Linked DNA regions of Homo sapiens: region 1 is linked to region 2. Evidence: read pairs that join two places in POLR2A ChIA-PET (ENCODE). Cell type or tissue: Caco-2. All regions are shown on one strand. Links, peaks and the distances in the headings refer to the core of each region. The heading gives the core; the rest is flanking DNA. Region 1 overlaps RHOT1 (ras homolog family member T1). Region 2 overlaps RAB11FIP4 (RAB11 family interacting protein 4).

What was found. ChIA-PET counts read pairs that join two places held together with the same protein. Peaks named below come from ENCODE experiments on the same cell type or tissue, not always from the same donor. Only the 100,000 strongest peaks of a DNase experiment are listed, where the experiment ranks them.
Region 1: POLR2A ChIA-PET joins it to region 2 with 5 read pairs; 2 of 35 experiments call an interaction of 5 or more read pairs at or near these places.

The regions. Positions count from the first base shown.
Region 1 is chr17:32,157,951-32,162,950 of GRCh38, forward strand. The region is part of intron 1 of RHOT1 (ras homolog family member T1); the gene reads left to right. Among named protein-coding and RNA genes, the nearest start is that of RHOT1, 18 kb to the left of the region's middle. In Caco-2, for the core only: no CTCF peak of the experiment used is centred there; no DNase peak of the experiment used is centred there.
Region 2 is chr17:31,493,254-31,509,197 of GRCh38, forward strand. The region is part of intron 3 of RAB11FIP4 (RAB11 family interacting protein 4); the gene reads left to right. Among named protein-coding and RNA genes, the nearest start is that of MIR4724, 34 kb to the right of the region's middle. RefSeq lists enhancers at 5,660-6,621, 6,622-7,581, 15,626-15,944. In Caco-2, for the core only: no CTCF peak of the experiment used is centred there; DNase peaks (open chromatin) are centred at 5,254 and 6,690.

The sequences.
Region 1 (5,000 bases), core at 1-5,000, 660 kb after region 2:
CCTCAACTTCCTGGGCTCAAGTGATCCTCCCACCTCAGCCTCCTGAGTATCTAGGAATCCAGGCCCTGCTAGTTTTTGTATTTCTTATAGAGACAGAATCTCGCCACATTGCCCAGGCTGGTCTCAAACTCCTGGGCTGAAGTGATCTGCCTGCCTCAGCCTCCCAAAGTGCTGGGATTACAGGCATGAGCCACTCTGTGCTCAGCCTTGTCTTAGTTAATATATTTTCCATATTATCCCCACATAGTATGTAAGACAAAACTTTGTCCTTAGAAGACAATCAGGTCAATAATTATAAAATGAACTAATAGTAGGAGTCTAGACAAAAAAGATGGGTCATGTAGAAGCGTAAGTTAATACCCTGCATGTTCTAGTGTTTTCCCTAGTTTGTTATAGGCAGGGTAGACATGAGTCTGGGTGGAACTAGTGCTCTTGGATAAAAAATCTATTACAGTGTTTCTCAGTTTTTGTTTGTTTGTTTTTTGTTTTTTTGAGACAGAGTCTCCCTCTGTCGTCGTTTTTTGAGACAGAGTCTTGCTCTGTCACCAGGCTGGAGTGCGGTGGCGCCATGCAATCTCGGCTCACTGCAACACCTGCCTCCCGCTTTCAAACGATTCTCCTGCCGCAGCCTCCCTAGTAGCTAGGACTACAAGCACATGCCACCACGCCCGGCTAATTTTTGTATTTTTAGTAGAGACGGGGTTTCACCATGTTGGCCAGGCTGGTCTTGATCTCTTGACCTCGTGATCCGCCCACCTCAGCCTCCCAAAGTGCTGGGATTGCAGGCATGAGCCAGCGTGTCCGGCCGTTTCTTGGTATTTTAGCTATAAGTTCTTTTGATAAATACAGAGCTCACGTACCCTCTGAGTTCCGACACCAATTTTCCTATACCAACTGAGTGTCATACAATTCAATTCAATTCTAATGATGGCAGTGGCGGCCATCTGGAGTGGCCATCAGCTGCAGCAGGGAGGCGCAAGCGGTGGCAGCAGGAGTGGCTGCTGGAGCAGCAGTGGTGGTGGTGGGACCCCTGTGCCCTGCATCCCTGAGGCAGCTGAGTGCATCACTCCTACCTCACATGGCTGGGCAGGACCTGCTTCCAGGCCTGGAGCCTCCACTATGGCCTCAACCTCTCCCCACACCGTGTCTCAGGAGCCCATGAGCACCCGGCTGAAGGCGCAGCTGGGACTCGTGGGGCCAGCCTCAAGATCATCGGGTTTGTTTGTGCGGGGTTGGCCGGGGCTGCCACGCCACCTGTACCTCTCCTGCTCCTGCTGCAGGGAAAATGTGGAGAGGAGGCATGTAGTCCCCAGAGCCCACACCTGGGAGCCCCCTGGAGCCTGATATCCCCAGAGCCACCATGATGGGGCCGGGCCGAGTTACCCGTTGGCAGGGGAGCAGTGTGATCAGGCATGGAGGGGTGGACAGAGAGGAGCCCCGAGGTGGAGCTGGGCCCTGAGCGGTGCCGCGCTCCATGGAGCTGGCAGGAGCTGGAAGCTGGCAAGAGCCCCACCTCCCAGTCGCAGCTGCAGCTGCCCAGCCGTGGCTGTGGACCCAGGCATCTCTGCAGTCTAAGGGGCCCAGGAAGCCTGTGGGCTTGGAGATGTCTGCTCCTGCTGCCTGGCCTCTCCCTGCTCCTGGTGCCCGTTCTGATCTCAGAGCGAGGTTGGGGCCAAGCCTGGGTGCTGTTGCAGCCTGACCGGGTGTGCGCATGCTTGGGACAGTGGTGACATGCCAGGCCCCTGCCACTTTGGCCTCCTCTAGACTTCAGGCACTGGCGAGCATGGGAGGGAGGCTGAGATGGGGACTGAGGGCAGCTTGGTGTAGGCCTGCAGGTACCCTTTGGCATGGCCTTGGCAGCTTGAATGCCAGCAGGAGGCAGACAGGCTCCTGGGCAGAAGGGGGCAGATGCCCCGTGAAGCCCCACCTTCAGGCTGGGAGGGCCTGAAGCCCGGGGGCTGGGTTGCTGATCCCGCAGACCAGTGTGGGAACTTGTGACGCGGGTCCTCCCATGGCTGCCCATGGACCAATCGGCACACTCTTCTTCCCCTCTGAGGCCCATAAAAAGCCTCCCGGACTCTGCCAGACCAGAAGAGAGACGACGGCATGACCTGCCTACAGGGAGGAACTACCCTCTCTGCTGAGAGCTGAAGGGGTGACAGGATGATCTGCCTGCAGAGAGGAGCTACCCTCTCTCCTGAGAACTGAAGAGACGTTGGGATGACCTGCCTGCAGAGAGGAACTACCCTCTCTGCTGAGAGCTGAACATTCTTCGGGACAGCCTGCCAAGCAGAGAGGAGCTATCCTCTCTGCTGAGAACTGAACACTTGTTGGGACACCCTGGCTACAGAGAGGAGGTACTCACTGTAGGTTTCCTCTGAGCTGTTGTGTCGCTCAGTAAAGCTCCTGTTTGTCTTGCTCAGCCTCCACTTGTCTGTTACCTCATTCTTCCTGGATGCAGGACAAGAACTCGGGACCTGCTGAATGGTGGGGCTAAAAGAGCTGTAACACAAACAGGGTTGAAACATGCCCCTTGCTTGCTACCTTGAGAGTGTAGAGAAGGAGAGAAGAGCTGCAGTCCTTCAGGGAGCCCAGACCTGGGAGCTCCCTTAGCCAGGGCTGTGACTCCCTCTTTGGGGCCCTGTGGTTCCTGGAGTCGCCAAGCTTCCGGGCACCACTGTGTTCTCCAGTGCCAGCTGTGGAAGCTGCTTGTGATGCGCCTGGTCCAGTTGCAGCCTCGCAGGGAGATGGTGCCCAAGCTGGCATCTGGAGCTGCCCACCCCACAGCAGCAGCCGGCGTGCCTGGCTGTGCACAGAGGTCAGACCCCATGCTTGCTCACACATCCCTCACCACTTTGTGCCTGGCTCACCTTTGGCAGGCGTGGGATCCAGGCTGGTCGTGTGAGTTGAGCACAGCCTGCCAGGCTGAGTGGGTGGAACGAGCCCAGTGGGCCAGAGCAAAACTTGGACAGAGGCACCACTGGCCACAGAAGTTTCCAGTTGGTGAAGTGACTCCCCAACGATCCCGTAACACTGACACCACCCAGAGTTAGCTTCAGATCCACTATAGTTGCCCAGTGGGTTCTTCTGCCTGCTACACAGACAGACCAATTCACTGAGACCACAGTATTGTAGTAAAGAAATAACTTAATTAACACAAGGCTGGCCATGCAGGAGAACTAAATGTATCACGCAAATTAGTCTCCCAGAAGGCTCAGAGGTTTGGGTTTTTCAAGGATAGTTTGGTGGGTGGGGGCTAGAGAATGGAGGATGTTGATTGGTTGAGGATGAAATCATCGGGATGTGGAAAACGTTCCTCGTGCTCAGTCAGCCGCTGATTGGGGGCCACAGGATCGACTGAGTCACAAGTTGTGGGTTCCGGTAGAGTCAGTCCTTCACCAGAAATGCAAAAATATGAAAAACATCTCAAAATGCCAATTGTAGGCTCTATTATCGTGATGTTATCACAGGAGTAACTGGGGAAAGTTACAAATCTCCTGACCTCCAGAACAATGGTTGGTTATCATTTACACCTGTATCTTAGCAGAATTCAGGTCCCTCACATAATCCTAACCTTGTGGCCTTTCACTAGTTTTACAAAGGTGGTTTAGTTTTAGGAAGTGCTATTATCATTCTTGCTTTAAGATTAAACAGTAAACTTAAATTCCTCTCAAGGTTATCTTGGCCTGTTCCCAGGAATGACCAGGGACAGCTTGGAGGTTAGAAGCAAGATGGAGTCAACTATGTCAGATTTCTCTTACTGTCATAATTTTGCAAAGGCAGTTTCACCACCAGTTAAAGAGCAAGGTTTCCAACAACATTGCCCTTACTTCAGCAGCATGCACTTTGGCCTGACCAACCACAAATTCAGGGCTTCCTACTACCCCCTCAGACTAGAGTGAGTCACAAAACTCGGGAAAGTGCTATATTCACGATTATACAAATGAACAACCAGATTGAAGAGGTACATGGGGAAAGGTCTGGAAGAGTCCCGAGCTCAGGAGCTTCTTTCTCTGTAGGGTCAGGGTGCACCACCTTCCTGGTACATTGACCTGTTCACCAACCAGGAAGCTCTCCTGAGCTTTGATGTTCGGAGTTTTTATATGGGTTTTCAGTAGGTAGATGTGATTAAGTCATTGGCCACGTGCTTGACTCCAGCTGTTTCCCTGTTGGAGGTTTTGGGGTGGGGCTGAGAGTTCTGACCCTCTAATCATGTAGTTGGTTTTTCTGGTGACCAGCTCCCATCCTGCTAGCATGCTCTGTTGCCCCCTCCTCCCCACGTGAGTCACCTCATTAGGATGAACTCTGTGGTTGAAAGGGACTCATTATTCATAATAAAAGACACTCCTATCATATAGGAAATTCCAAGGGATTCTGATGCTCTGTGCCAGAAGCTGGGGACAAAGACCAGATGTATTCTATGTTATATCATTCCCTCCTTTATATTATTTGAAATTTTAACATTTTATTTTTTACCAAAAACAAATTGAACACAGTAATTTTAGCATATGTTTATATTTTAACTGCCTCAGTAGCGACCTGTTATTCCCAGTTCTCCGGTTGCTGTTAAGAAAATCTTTGAATGCTAGTTCCAGAATCTCCAGGAGGTGGGACCAGTTTCGTTAGTGGTGATGTCGAAAATAACAGCAGTACCACTGTGCTTGGGCCAGGTGAAATCAAATCAGATGATTCAGTCTGGTTGATGTGCTAGAGGCCCTTTTCCCATTCATGTAAAATTGGAAAATTTTGTTCACTATCCAAGTGTTTCCAAATATTTGGTTATTGTGTCAATGTAGATTCATACATATTAAGTATGTATCTTGGGTATAAATTTAAGTTATAATTTAATATAAATTGTGTGGCACAAAAGTAGTTCAAAGGAGGAAGTGGAGGAAATAAGAGCTATAGGTAGAATTTGAACCATCCTTGAAAGATAATTATTAATAACATTTGGGAAAGTAGAGGGGAAAGCAGGAATGATGTTTAGATGAGGGAAACTG
Region 2 (15,944 bases), core at 4,297-9,296:
AAGCTCTGTAGAAGTTATTAATATCTGTGGCTCTGCTCATGGGAGCCTTTCTCTTTTGAGGTACCAGAAAGAGGAAGGCCTAAACAGAACTGGAGTGTGGGAGAGTGGGCGGGCTCTCTCTCTTTAGTCATCTGTGGTCACCCCCCACCCCCCTGCGCTGTGCAAGCCTGATACCATGGAAAGGGAACCCACATTTCAAATAGCTGCTGCTGCTCCGGTGAACTTGGGGTAAGGGAGCTGAGGGGTGTCTACCCTCTGCACCAGACTCAAGTCTCCCTCCTAGAATAGGAGCGAGAATAGCAGCAAGTCCCTGCCCCCTGCTCCCTCGTTTTCCTGGAAGAAATGCCTACCTAAGACACAGACACCTGCATCCCACGCTTTGTCACCCAATGCCTGTTTCCTTAAGGAGAAAAAATGGGCGCCAGAAAACTTCTAGGTCTAGATCCTGGCTCTGTTGCTCGCTAGTTGTGGAACTTTGGACAGGCGACCTCACCCTTCTGATTTCACTTTCCCTGGCCTCACTCTTCACTCCCTCTGCCTGTGGGCAGGCAGCAGCATGGTTCTGTGGGGTCCTAAGGACCCCAGGGAGTCACTCCCACATTTGGGCAGCAGCTTTGGGTTTAGTCTGTCCAGTTTAGGGCCCCAGATCGTATATGTGTGTGTGCACACACGTGTGTGTTTGCGTGTCAGGCAGCATTCAGATGGGGCATCCTGTTCATCCACCCCCCTGCTTTGGGGTGGCTGAGGGTTGGGGTGCCCAACAGGTAGAATGGGGTTGATAATAGCACCTGCCTCGCAGGGTGATGGTGAAAATAAAATGAGCCATGGTGATTTAAGATGCCCAGTCTAGGTTCTGGCCTTTACTTAGTTGACACTCGTGGACGGTTAGATGGTTAGAGAGGCAGGCCAGTTTAGTACCAAAATGCCTTCAGAGTCAGGCTGTCTCTGGGTTCAGATCCTGGCTCTGCCCCTTGCTATTGGTGGAATCTTAGACAAGTTATTTAATTTCTCTGTGCCTCAGCTTCCCCACCTGTAAAACGAGGATGAGGCTAGTACCTCCCTCACAGGGTTCGTGGTAAGAGGATGAGGCTAGTACCTCCCTCACAGGGTTCGTGGTAAGGCTCAAATATGTAAATGTATGAAAAGCACTTAAAACTGTGCTTTGGGGTGAGCTGTTATTCTTAGTTCCTGCAGGCTTCAGCTGGTTTGATTGTTGTGACTAATAACCTTCGCACCTAACAGAATGTCTTGCCGGGGAGTGTCATGGCCCAAACAGGAAGGTGGCAGCGGAAAAACTCCATTACTCAAGGGCCTTTGCAAGAGAAGCAAAACTCTACTTCCTCAGCTTCTGTGGGTTTTTAAATCTTTTTTTTCAATTTTAATTTTAATTTTTTTAAAAAAAAAGTAGAAATGAGGTGTTACTATGTTACCCAGGCTGATCTCGAATTCCTGCCCTCAGGTGATCCTCCCACCGCGGCCCCCCAAAGTGCTGGGATTACAGGCATGAGCCTCTGCACCCAGCCAGCTTCTGTGTTTTTAACAAACCTTGCTCGGGCTCTGCAGATACAGATTCTGGGTCTGGGGTGAAGTGACTAGCATTTGTGTGGCAGTCTGTGAATGAGATGTCAAGCAGCTTCCGAGGTAACAGACTTCTCCCCAGGTTCAGTGAGGGAGACTGTACCTAGCCTGTCCTTCCAGAGGCTGCTCACACTGCCAGGCTGTGGCTGGCCTGCCAAGGGGAGGATGGCCCTCCACACCTCGGCCCACCTGCCCTTCACCTCCAGCCAGGGCCTGCCTGTCCATCCACCTGTGCCTAGCTGGAAAAGCTGGCTTGGAGCAGTGCTGCCCATCTGCCACTGCCAGCCCCCAGCATCTGCCTTATTAAAATGCTGAGGCTCTGGCTGGCCACAAGCCCCAGGAGATTTGGAGAAAAGCCAGACAAAAAGGTGCAGGCTGTGCCACCGCCCAGCCACACTGGGTGACTGCCCTTGGTAGTTAACCACAGAGTCATCCAGCTTGGCTGCCCAGAGGTCTATAGCTCCACTCAGGCGAAGCTGGCTAGCCTGGCCTAGCCTGGCTGGTTAGGTGGGCAGGACAGCCTCCACTTGACTGATTTTTTTTTTTTTTTTTTTTTTTTTTGAGACAGGGTTTCGCATTTCTGCCCAGGCTAGAGTGCAGCGATACAATCTTGGCTCACTGTAGCCTCGACCTCCTGGGCTCAAGTGATCCTCCCACCTCAGCTGCCTGAGTAGCTGGGTGCACCACCACTCCCGGCTATTTATTCATTTGGTAGAGATGAGGTCTCACTATGTCACCCATGCTGGTCTCAAACTTCTAGGCGCAAGCAATCCTTCCACCTTGGCCTCCCAAAGTGCTGGAATTACAGGCATGAGCCACCATGCTTGACTCGTCTGACTGATGTTAGGCAACCTTGAATTGATGGTCTCCTGGTGAAATGAGGGTTCTTGTTGACAAGGCAGGTCTGGCCAACACATTTTTGTATGATTATCTGCACGATTGCATCAGTTATTAGCAAAGAAGGATTTTATAGCAGCAGGTGTGTGCTCATGTGCTTGTGTGGAGTTGTTGACTGCCCTTCACTGCACACACACAGTCTGCGGAACTGTGACTGAATCCCTGTTCCCTACTCACACTTACATGGTATTTTCTGGGATTCTAAGGCACATTCTTTTTTTCCTTTCCTTTTTTTCCATTTAACATCTTAAATTGGAATGTGTCGCACATTTGCGGATTATTATAATTTGACAGCGCCTTTTTCTTGGCATACTTGAAATAACGGTGCATTGTAAAATCAGAGGTGTCTCAGATTTAATGAAATAGAAACTAGGTAACCTCTGGGGAACTTATATAATTTGTCCAGTTCCTCCAAGGATGCAGGTGGAGCCACCTTGTAGTGGTGGCAGATTATATGAGGGGACCCTGATGTGGTTCAAGGGGACAACCTTGGATTGGGCTTAGATTCCAGCTTTATGGCTCGCCAGCTGTGTGGCCTTGGCAAAGTAGAGCGACCTCTCTGAGCCTCGGGATTTTCCTCCCACCACATATGAATCGTGGCTCCACAGTTGTCATGGCTGTGTGCAAGGCAACATTCCCTGTTTCTCTTGCTGGGTATCATCTAAGGTCTGCCCCGTTCCATCTGGGTTAAGAGGGAAAATGAGGGCTGGGAGTGGGTCACTGGCCTTCCCAAGGGAGCAGAGGGAAACTGGTGTTCCAAGGGCTTCTTGACTCAGTTTATAATCCTTGGACATTACTCTTCTTCCCTCGTCCTTCTCCCCCTTTGCCTGAGTTTTCATTTTCACATGTGTTTCCTTTTAGCAATTTTCTTTCAAATCTCTCCTCTCCCTTTCTGTAAAGTCTTCCCACATGTAGCCTCTTTGAAGCTCCCTGGGGTGGGAAAGGGGAGGAGGGCTCTGCCTGATGGCCTGGATGGCACAGACCTCAGAAGCCCAGTGTGCTGTGGTCCCTGCAAGCTTCAGCTCAAGTCCAAGTTCTGGTACCATCAGCGTTGCTAACTGCCATTCCTGTGGCTGCAGGGTCAGCCTGAGTCCACTCCAGTGCACAGTGTTGTCCATGGGGTGCTGGATGTCGCATCGCTGAGAGCATTTGGTATTCTCTGTACCCTCCTTGCTGCGTTAAAATCAGACCTGGTTCAAATCCCAGCCCTGCGACCTTTCACGAATTACTTAACCTCCTTGAACCTGTGTATTCTCATCTAAATAGTGGCTGATGCACAGAAATACCTGGCACACAATAGGTGCTTAGCAGATGCGTGCTTTCCTTGTTCTCAAATGTTTAAGACCCCTTTGTGGACAGGCACGATGGTTCATGCCTGTAATCCCAGCACTTTGGGAGGCCAACGCGGGCGGATCACCTGAGGTCAAGAGTTCGAGACCAGCCTGACCAACATGGTGAAACCCCATCTCTACTGAAAATACAAAAATCAGCCCGGCGTGGTGGCAGGCGCCTGTAATCCCAGCTACCTAGGAGGCTGAGGCAGGAGAATCGCTGGAACCCGGAAGGCAGAGCCTGCAGTGAGCCGAGATCATGCCACTGCACTCCAGCCTGGGCGACAGAGCGATACTCCATCTCAAAAACAAAACAAAAAAAAAACTGCTTTGTGCTTGTTTAGGTGTTAAGGATCTCGGGGAGTGCCAGCCAGTGGCACTGCTCCTGAGACAGACGGAGGAGTTCTGGGCAGGGGGCAGTGGCAAAGGCACAGGGGCCTGTGTGAGCAGGATGTGTCAGGGGCCCCGTCCTTCAGGATGGCTGGGCTGCAGTGGGGTGAGGCAGGACGGAGAGAGAGGAGGAAGAGTGGTGGGGTGGGCACCCAGTCGGCACCTACAGGGGTGCACATGACAAGGCTGCACAGGGTCTGGCTGGAGCAGTACAGAGGGTTAGGTGTGGGCTGTTCATGGAAGTCGGGGCTGAGTTGGGGAGGCACCAGGAGACAGCCACATGGGGATGTCTGGGTGACAGTGGCCCCCAAGCAGGGGCTGAGTGTGCGCTGCTGGCTAGAGGGAGGCTTTAAGAGCAGGTGATGGTTTTAAACCTTGTTTTCCTTGGAGATCTTCTCTCTGCCCCCTCCCTCTTGAGATTCCAATGAAAGCCAGTAGCCCAACCTCCTCAGTTTTGTGTGTAGTGTCAGAGATTCGAAGCCCCCTCTTTGATGAGGTGGTGCTTATGCCCCCTGTGCATAAGAAGCAGCATGTGCTGAGGCATTGGGGTGGGTAAAGGTGCCCAGGAGCCTGGGGTACTAGGGAAGGGGAGAGGCAGAGCATGTCCTGAGGCTGAGACCTGCTGGAAGGGGCTTTGCGAGCTGCTCTCAGGAGCTGGGCCTGGTTCTGTGGGCAGTGGGGAGCTCACAAGCTCTTAGAGGGGGTTCCCAATGGACTCCCTGGGAGGGAGAGTCTCCACCCCATGAGCCCCTAATGCCCTCTCACCTGTCCCCACTGCGAGAAAGCCTGCCCTGGCCGGAGGCCCTAAGCTGAGCTCTGGCCAGCTATGCTTGAGTGACACCCCCCAACCCCCCATGCAAGACAGCAGCTTCTGGAACACGAAGCTTGGGTAGCTGGGTCTAGCAAAGGCCACAGGACAAAGAGAGACACCTGAACTGAGCTTGCTGGGAAGACCATGGGGGCTATGTGCTGATGGGAGGTACCAGAAGATGGGGCAGGGAGGAGGAGAGGGTTATAAAAACCAAGGGCTCTGGCAGGAGGCCCTGCAGGGTTGGGAGGAGGAGAGTCACCCTGCTGACCCTGACCTGCCTGCTCCAGAAGGGCGGGTCACGTGGAGCCTTGGCCATTGGCTGTGGGTAAACATCGGTGCTCTGCTGGCTGTTCAAGGCCTGAGGGTTCTGTGGCAGAGGAGGAGCTGGGTGGGAACCCACCCTGGCTTTGGACCGTGGGTCAGCTCCATCCAGGCATGCTCTCCTTGAGTTGGATAGTGGCCTCTCTCTGGAAAGTTCCATGTCACCTCTTTGGAGGGTGCTCCCCTGAAAATGTAGCCTGACCTACCCGGTGGACTCTACGAGAAGAAAGAGCTGGCCTGAGCCACTGTTTTCCCTCCCAAACCTTCACTTTGAGTGAAGTGTTTTTATCATCGCTCCTCTTATCATGATGGTAAAGTATGGAGCCCCCAAAGCAAGCCCCACAGACTCTTGGTTGTGTGAGTAATTAAGCCCTCTCTTCAAAAAGCCACATCTTGAAAAGCTATAATTTGTAGCAAAAAATAGCTGCCCGTTCCAAGAACCAGGAGAGCCCTTTATACGCACCCCATTCAACTGCAGCACGTTACTTCGCTTTTGAGTTGAGTTGCTGGGACCTCTGGTCCATGCTTTTCTTGGGGGAACCAGAGATGCAGTGGCTGCATGGGAACTGGAGCTTCCGGTAGGCATTTGGGAAATCTTTTCTGAGAATTTAGATGGGACGATTTAAATTAGGGAACTCCTGATTTGGGTTTGCATGGCCCCAACTTTTTGTGTGACTCCAAAGGGGAGTAAAGAGAAAAACTGCAGGATACTTCAGGGGAAAGTGGATGAGACTCTCTGGACACCATTCCCCCACTTTTTCTTTTCCTTCTTCCTTTCTTTCTTCTTTTTTTTTAGATAGAGTTTCACTCTGTCGCCAGGCTGGAGTACAGTGGCACAGTCTCAGCTCACTGCAACCTCCTACTCCCTGGTTCAAGCGATTCTCCTGCCTCCGCCTCCCGAGTAGCTGGGATTACAGGCACGTGCCACCGTGTCCAGCTAATTTTTGTATTTTTTAGTAGAGATGGGGTTTCACCATGTTGACCAGGATGGTCTCAATCTCCTGACCTCGTGATCCGCCCGTCTCGGCCTCCCAAAGTGCTGGGATTACAGGCATGAGCCACCGCACCTGGCCACATTTCCCCATCTATAAGGAGGAAAATGATAATTACTTGCAGGGAGTTTACCACCTCTGTAAAGCACAGAGCAGACTGGCCACATGGTAGGCGCCCTAGTATGTCAACTTTGTTCTCTTTCTCTGAGTTGTGGCTCCACTAGCTATTTGTAGACAGGAGATCTTTGTGGCTTCAGGTAGGTGATGGGGGACTGAAAGCTAAGAGGAAAAGCCTCCCCTGACCTGCAGCTTCTCTTTGAGCTGGCATGCCTGGAATTCTTGGGGCTGGCTGCTGGGTTTGTTTTCCAGATGTGGAAGCAATTTAAGTTCTGTTTTCTTAATCCCCAACAGTTTGCCTCCGAAGTCCACATTCTCATTTGAAAATCAAGGCCGTTGGCTCTGTTTGCAGGGCAGAGGGTAGGCTAGATAGCCTCTTCAAACCCTTTTTGTTTAGGAAATGGGCTTACTGGGGCACTCAGATCTGGGACCCAGGGCATTCTTGGGACAGTCACACCCCATCCAGGACTTGGTTAAAAGGTGAGTTCACTTTCTCTGTGGGTTTTCCTTGGAGATGATTCACTGAGCTAAATTCAGCTGCACCTTGGTTACAAACCAGCTCTAGACCGCTGTGGAGTGGCGGGGGTGGGGCTCGGGTTTGGGCCATGTCACAGGCCAGCTGGCGTCCCTCTGAGCAGGGTGCCCACGTGTCCCGGGGGCAGTAGCGGCCCTCCTTCCCACACTGACCACAACAGAGGGAGGAAAATGCTCCAGATGTCAGGTAGCCAGAAATACTGTCTGGCACGGAGAAACTGGTAATATCTTGTTCAGTTACTGAGCGCTGCTGGTCACAGAGGCAGCCTGACCCAGGATAAAAGGCTCCTTGTGTGAGGGCCTGTGGCTCCAGGGCTAACTGCTGATTTATTCTCTTGTAAAGCAATCGCTGTGTAGGTAAAATACCTTTTACATTTGTCTTATAACTATACTAAATACAGTTTTGGGCAAACAAAAATTGCCTTTGCAATTCTAACGTCTCTGAACTGTGCATATGCTTCTCTGAAATTGAAATAGAATACTTATACTACTGAGAGAATGCACAAGAAAATGGAAGTGGCTGGGCATGGTGGCTCATGCCTGTAATCCCAGCACTTTGGGAGGCTGAGGCGGGCAGATCACGAGGTCAAGAGATCGAGACCATCCTGGCCAACATGGTGAAACCCCGTCTCTACTAAAAATACAAAAATTAGCTGGGTGTGATGGCACGCGCCTGTAGTCCCAGCTACTCAGGAGGCTGAGGCAGGAGAGTCGCTTGAACTCGGGAGGCAGAGGTTGCAATGAGCCGAGATCGTGCCACTGCACTCCAGCCTGGTGACAGAGTGAGACTCCATCTCAAAAAAAAAAAAAAGAAAATGGAAATAACTTACTTAGATTGGCATATAGTGTTTATAGAATGCCATCCTGATAATCATAGATTCACCAAGCTTTGATTTCAACAAAATATCATCTCTTAAGAAGTAGCAGTATTTCAAACTAATCGTGAAAGAGAATAAGAGAATACAACTTTTTTTTTTTTTTAGGACAGACCAAAAATAAATCCCTGAGTCTCTTGAGTAGGTTCTGGAAATCCAGTTACAGATGCTCCTTGATGGGGTTACGTCCTGATAAACCCATTGTATATTGGAAGTATCATAAGTTAAAAAAAAAAAAAGAAAAAAATGCGTTTAATACATCTCACCTACCAAACACCATAGCTTAGCCTAGGCTACCTTAAATGTGCCCAAACACTTACTTTAGCCTACAGTTGGGCAAAATCATCTAACACAGAGCTTGTTTTACAATAAAGTGTTTTATGTCCCACGCAATTTATTTTTTGTTGTTGTTGTTTTGTTTGATTTGGTTTGGTTTGGTTTTTCTTTGAGATGGAGTCTGGCTCTGTTGCCCAGGATGGAGTGCAGTGGCGCGATCTCGGCTCACTGCAAGCTCCGCCTTCCGGGTTCACGCCATTCTCCTGCCTCAGCCTCCCAAGTAGCTGGGACTACAGGCGCCCGCCACCACGCCCAGCTAATTTTTTGTATTTTTAGTAGAGATGGGGTTTCACCATGGTCTCAATCTCCTGACCTCGTGATCCGCCCGCCTCGGCCTCCCAAAGTGCTGGGTGTAATCCACCGCACCCAGCCCATCCCACGCAATTTATTAAGTACTATGCTGAAAGTGAAAGACAATGCTCTTATGGGTACTTGAAGTATGACTTCTACTGACTGTGGATCACTTTGCACCATCATACAGTTGAAAAATCAAAGTGAGCCCGGGCATAGTGGCTCACGGTGGCCTGTAATCCCAGCACGTTGGGAGGCCAAGGTGGCTGGCTGCATCACTTGAGGCCAGGAGTTTGAGACTAGCCTGGACAACATGCCAAAACCCCATCTGTACTGAAAATACAAAAATTAGCCAGGCGTGGTGGTGGGCACCTGTAATCCCAGCTATTTGGGAGGCTGAGGCAGGAGAATCACTTGAACCCAGGAGGGGGGTGTTGCAGTGAGCTGAGATGGTGCCATCGCACTCTGGCCTGGTTGACAGAGCGATACCTTGTCTCAAAAAAAAAAAAAATTGTAAGTCAAACCATTGTAAGTTGAGGACCATCTGTAGTTCTCTTTAAAGGTTGAATTGGCTGGGCGAGGTGGCTCACACCTGTAATCCTAGCACTTTGGGAAGCTGAGGTAGGTAGATCACTTGAGGTCAGGAGTTCAAGACCAGCCTGGCCAATATGGTGAAACCCCATCTCTACTAAAAATACAAAAATTAGCTGGGCGTGCTGGTGGGCACCTGTAATCCCAGCTACTTGGGAGGCTGAGGCAGGAGAATTGCTTGAACCCAAGAGACAGAGGTTGCAGTGAGCTGAGATTGTGCCACTGTACTCCAGCCTGGGTGACAGAGCAAGACTGTATCTCAAAAAATAAAAAAATAAAGGTTGAATTGAATTGACCTTTAAAAAGTTCTCTTTTGTTATCAGGGTGAGAAGGTGGGCGAAAAATCCAGACTGAGCTTGGGTTGGGGTTTCCATGAAGCCTTCCTAGGGGAGGAGAAGGGATATTGGTATATTGGTCTATTGGTCTGCTACGGCTGTCATAGCAAAGGACCACAGACTGCGTGGCGTAAACAACCAAAGTGTGTTTTATCACAATTCTGGAGGCTGAAGTCTAGCATCAAGGTGTCAGCAGGCTTGGTTTCTTCTGAGTCCTCTCTCCTTGGCTTGCAGACAGCCATCTTCTCCCTGTGTCGTCACATGGTCTTTCCTTTGCGTGTGTCCTAATCTCCTCTTATAAGGACACCAGTCACATTGCGTTAGGGCCCACCCATTAGGACTTCAATTTAAATGAATTACCTCTTTATTATTATTATTATTATTTTGTTGTTTGTTTTAAGACAGAGTCTTGCTCTGTTGCCCAGGCTGGAGTGCAGTGGCACTATCTCGGCTCACTGCAACCTCCACCTCCCAGGTTCAAGTGATTCTCCTGCCTCAGCCTCCCGAGTAGCTGGGACTACAGGCATGTGCCACCACGCCTGGCTAATTTTTGTATTTTTAGTAGAGACTGGATTTCAACATGTTGGCCAGGCTAGTCTCGAACTCCTGACCTCAAGTGATCCACCCACCTCGACCTCCCAAAGTGCTGGGATTGTAGGTGTGAGCCTGCAGTTCAGCCCGGCCTGAATTACCTCTTTAAAGACTATCTACAAATACAGTCACATTCTGAAGTACTAGGGATTAGGACTTCAATATATGAATTTTAGAGGGAACAGGATTCAGCCCATAGCAGAAAAGGGTCTTGGGAACCTCCTTCAAGGGAAGGGGGAAGAGGAAGAGGAGGGTGGGCAAAGCCTGGCAGAGTAGAGGGGAGGCAGTTCTGCTTTCAGGCAAAGGCCCATGGGTGAGGGACCCCCTGGGGATGGCTCTTGACCACCTGCTCTATTTGGAAACATTTCTAGGACTGTTATGACTGTGAATGGTCTTTTAGAGGCCGGATCATTCTTATGACCTCAGCCATCCATTGCCGCTTGATCTGATCATTTGAAACCAAGACTGCTCGTCGTTCTGTTCTCATTTCATCCTTGAAGCTCATGTTGGTCTGTTCGGGCTCCAGTTTCTGTGGACTCTACCCGCTAGGATAGTATTCTTTCAGGATGGCTTCACTTTTTCATATTCTTTTAAGTAGAGCCAGACCTGTCAGGAAAAAGCGAATAAACCGATCAAAAAATCAGCAAAAGATCCGAATAGACATTTCTGTTATATGTAATTTATATAAATGGAAAACAGGCATATGAAAGGTGCTCAACATCATTGATCATCAGAGAAATGCAAATGAAAACTATAATGAGATATCATCCCATCCTAGTTAAAATACCTTTTATCCAAAAGACAGGCAATAACACTTTTCCTTCACTAGTTCAGCAAATTTGGGGCAGGCTATTTTTTCATGTTTCCATATAATGTTTACTACTACTTCTTTTTTTTTTTTTTTTGAGACATTGTCTCGCTCTGTCACCCAGGCTGGAGTGCAGTGGCGCGACCTCGGCTCACTGCAAGCTCTGCCTCCTGGGTTCACGCCATTCCCCTGCCACAGCCTCCCGAGTAGCTGGAACTACAGGCACCCACCACCACGCCCGGCTAATTTTTTTGTATTTTTAGTAGAGATGGGGTTTCACTGTGTTAGCCAGGATGGTCTTGAACTCCTGACCTCATGATCCGCTTGCCTCGGCCTCTCAAAGTGCTGGGATTACAGGTGCCCGCCACCACGCCCGGCTAATTTTTTTGTATTTTTGGTAGAGACAGGGTTTCGCCATGTTGGCCAGGATGGTCTTGAACTCCTGACCTCATGATAAGCGCTCGCCTCGGTCTCCCAAAGTGCTGGGATTACAGGCGTGAGCCACCGTGCCTGTCCTGTAACTTTCAAATGAACCAAGTTTCTTTTCAAATGAGCCATTTGAAAAGAAATTAGACTAAATATTATCAAAACTAAGGACATTTTCCTTCACAACTATATGCCATTAACACACCTGACAAAATTAAGCATAATTCCCTAATATCACCCAATATCTACTCCAGATTCCATCCTCCTTGTTTATCCTCAAAAGGTCTTTTACAGCTGGTGGTGGTTTGTTTGTTTGATCTGGGATCTAATCAAGGATAATATTCGGTTTCTATGTCTCTCAGTTAATCTAGAACAGTGGTTTGCAAAGTGTGGTCCTGGGACAAGTGGCATCCGCATCACCCGAGAACTTGTTAGAAATGCGTTTTCTTCCAGCCTGCCTCAACCTTTAGAAATGCATCTTCCCTGTGGTGATGTGTAACTTCTATCCCATTTTTCCGTTTGGTAGAAGTTAGATCCTAAGGCTTGATTTGAATTGAGTTAAATACTTAGTTAAGCCCACACTATAGGTGATGCTGTGTACCTCTTAGGCATCGCGTTGGGAGGCCAGCGCCTGGTTCTTTCCAATTAGTGATGCTAAATTTGATCTCTGCATTAAAGGGACAGTAGTCTGTGTTCTCCCTGGTAGAGGTATGTGGGGTGCTTTGGTGTTTTGCAGCAATCTGTAGGGTGATTCTTCGGTATTGTGCAAGTATCTAGTTTTTCATTAGCCTTTAATCTACTGGTGTTATTCTGCAGTTGTTGAGTGTAGTGTTCTGTATGTATCAGTCTGGAGTTTGTGTTGTTCTGGTCTTCTGTGTCCTCTCTAATTCTCTTGTTTGCTTATTCCATCAGTAATAATAATAATATATAATAATTATTATATATTAATATATAATTATTATATAATATATAATAATTATTATAACATATAATAATAATTATAATATATAATATATAATTATTATATTATATATAATAATTATATATTATATATAATTATTATATATTATATATAATAATAATTATAATATATAATAATATATAATAATAATTATATATTATATAATAATAATTATATATAATATATAATTATATAATAATAATTATATATAATATATAATAATTATATAATACATAATTATTATAATATATAATAATTATATATAATATATTAATAATATTATTATTACTATTATTAAAGACAGAATCTTGAGCTCTGTCACCCAGGTGCAATCATAGCTCACTGTATCCTCGAACTCGTGGCCTCAAGCAATCCTTTGGCCTCAGCCTCCCGAGTAGCTGAGATTACAGGCATGCACCACCTGGCTATTCTTTTTTACTTTTTTTTTTTTTTTGTAGAGATGGAGTCTCATTATGTTTCCCAGGCTGGCCTGGAGCTCCTGGCCACCTGCCTTGGCCTCCCAAAGTGCTGGCATTACAGGTGTGAGCCACGTTCAGCATGTTCCATCAGTTTCTGAGAGAGGTGAATTAACAGCTCCCACTTCCCATTCTGTTAAGTTTTGCTTTATGTTTTGAGACTGTTAGATGCATAGATATAAAAGTGTTACATCTTGTTAAATTTCAATTGTGTTTCTTGTAAGTGGTATGTAGTTGTTTTTAATTTACTCTGACAATATTGATCTTTTAATAGGATTATTTACTCAGTTTTCTTTAAAAGTATTACTGATGTGGTAGAGTTTTAATCCTACATAATCTTTAAGTTTTTAATTGACATACAATTGTACATATTTAGAGAGTACAGTCTGATGTTTTGATACACATGTGTATTGTGGAATGATCAAATCAGGGTCATTAGCAAAACCATCACTTCAAACACTTGTCATTTCTTTGTGGTGAGAACATTCAAAATGCTATCTTCTAGCTATTTTTAAATACACATTGTTGTTAATTGTAGTAACCTTACTGTGCAATAGAACACCAGGACTTAGTCCTCCCATCTGACTATAGCTTCGTGCCTGTTGACCAACCTTTCCCCGTCCTCCCTTCTCCTACCCTCTCCAGCCTCTGGTAACCACCATTCTACTTTCTACTTCTATGGGATAACTTCTTTAGATTCTACATAGGAGTGAGATCATGCTGTTTGTCCTTCTCTACTTGGCTTATTTCACTTAACACAATGTTCTGTAGGTTCATCCATGTCACAAATGACAGGATTTTATTCTTTTTTATGGCTGAATACTATTCCATTGTGTATATATACACCCCATTTTAAAAATGCATTCATCTGTTAATGGATACTTAGTTGACTCCATATTTTGGCTATTGTGAATTGTGCTTCAATAAATGTGGGAATGCAGATCTCTCTTTGACATACTGATTTCTTTTCTTTTGTTTGTATACCTAGTAGATGAATTGTTGGATCATATGATAGTTTTAAATTCTTTGAGGAACCTCCATACCGTTGTCCATAATGATTGTTCTATTAATACTTACAGTCCCAACCGGGCACAGTGGCTCACAGCTGTAATCCCAGCACTGTGGGAGGCCGAGGTGGGCGGATCATGAGGTCAGGAGTTTGAGACCAGTCTGGCCAATATGGTGAAACCCTTTCTCTACTAAAGATACAAAAAATTAGCCAGGCGTGGTGGCATGTGCCTGTAATCCCAGCTACTCGGGAGGCTGAGGCAGGAGAATCGCTTGATTCCGGGAGGTGGAGGTTGCAGTGAGCCAAGATCGTGCTATTGCACTCCAGCCTGGGCGACAGGGTGAGACTCCATCTCAAAAAAAGAAAAAAAAGGTTACAGTCCCATTAACAGTGTATAAGAGTTCCCTTTTCTCCACATCCTTGCCAGCATTTGTTATTTTCTGTCTCTTTGATGATAGCCATTCTTATTAGGGTGAGGTGGTATCTCATTGTGGTTTTGATTTGTGTTTCCCTGATGATTAGTGATGTTGAACATTTTTTCATATACCTCTTGGCCATTTGTGTGTTGTCTTTGGAGAAACACCTATTCAGATCTTTTGCCCATTTTTAAATTGAATTATTTGTTTTTTTGCTATTGAGTTGTTTGAGTTCCTTATGTATTCTGGCTATCAGTCATCTGTCCTTTTGGATGATTCAAGCATTTTTTTATTCCTTCATTTCTCTCATCTATTATTATTATTACTATTATTTTAAGATATAGGGTCTCACCATGTTGCCCAGGTAGGCCTTGAACTCCTAGGTTCAAGCAGTCCTCCTGCCTCAGCCTCCCAAATAGTTGGGGATACAGCCATGCACTGCCATGCCTGGCTTAGATTTTTAGTAATATGTTTTGTTTTATTTTATTTTATTTTATTTTAACTAATTTATTTTTAGACAGGGTCTCACTCCCGTTGCCCAGGCTGGAGTGCAGTGGCACCATCACAGCCTCGACTTCCTGGGCTCAGGTGATTCTCTATCCTCAGCCTCTCAAGTAGTTGGGACAACAGGCATGCGCCACCACACCTGGCTAACTTTTTGTATTTTTTGTAGAGATAGGGTTTCACCATGTTTCCTATGCTAGTTTCAAACTCCTGGGCTCAAGTGATCCAGCCACTTCAGCCTCCCAAAGTGCTGGGATTACAGGTGTGAGCCACTGTGCCCGGCCCGTTTTTAACTCCCAACCTTTGACATGCTCACTTGTTATTGGAACGGAAGTGGCACAGTGGGGAGAGAGGAGTGAGAGCGTCTCCCCACAGTGGATGGCTCAGCTGTTCGGGATGTTTCCAGTGGGATCACACCATGGTCCAGGGTCTGGTCTGCATCCTAATGGGCTTGAAAACCAGATCTTACTGGCTTTTCCCACACCCCACAACTTGAGTCCACTCATGCTCACTGATTGTCCCTAAATGGACCTGCAGAGCCAGTGGATCCCCTTGTGGTGAGAAATGCACTCACATGAGCTTGGGCAGCCCTTCTCTCCTGTCTGTCAGCAGGCTTCTGGGAGTGGGTGCTACGTGAACTTGGACACAGGGGCCAAGGGCTGGACAGGTGTGGAATGTTGAGCCAGGCCCCACCGCCTTTGGGGCAGGCTGGATGTGCTGGCCAGCCAGACCTGACACCTCTGGCCAGTGCCTGGGTGCACGCGGCCCGGGTCGGCCTCAGACCCTCCCTCTTGGTGCTTCCCAGGAGACCACTCGCTTAGCCCCTCCCTGAGGACAGGCTCTGTCTTTAGATCCCTTAGTACTTCAGTCCCTCTGTCAGCCTCAGGAAATGTGTGCATCTCTCTTAGTTGAGCTCCCAGGAGGTTATCTGACATCTCTCATTTCTGAGTCTTTCTGGGAGCCTCAGCACACACCCCGCTTCCTCTCTGTGGGCTCCTCTGACGCTGCCTTATCAGCAGTGTGTGTGTTGGGGTGAGGTTGTGAGATCGGAGAGAGAGACAGCTCAAGAGTTGTGATGAAAACACTGAAAGAAAGGCAGTGTGGGCTTCAGCAGCCCTTCCTCGGTGATGTTTGTGCAGCAGCAGAACTTGTTGAGTGACCGCCTTTGCTTTATGTAAATGTCATGAGTTCTGGAGAAACACAAGCATGGCTTTCGCTTTCTTTTCTGTTCAGCACCAACCTGAGGTTCCACAGCCAGTGTGTGCCAGATCCAGAACTGAACCAAATCTGCCCAAGAGCCTCAGTCTCCACATCTTCAAGCCCAGGAGTTTGAAACCAGCACAGGAAACGTGGT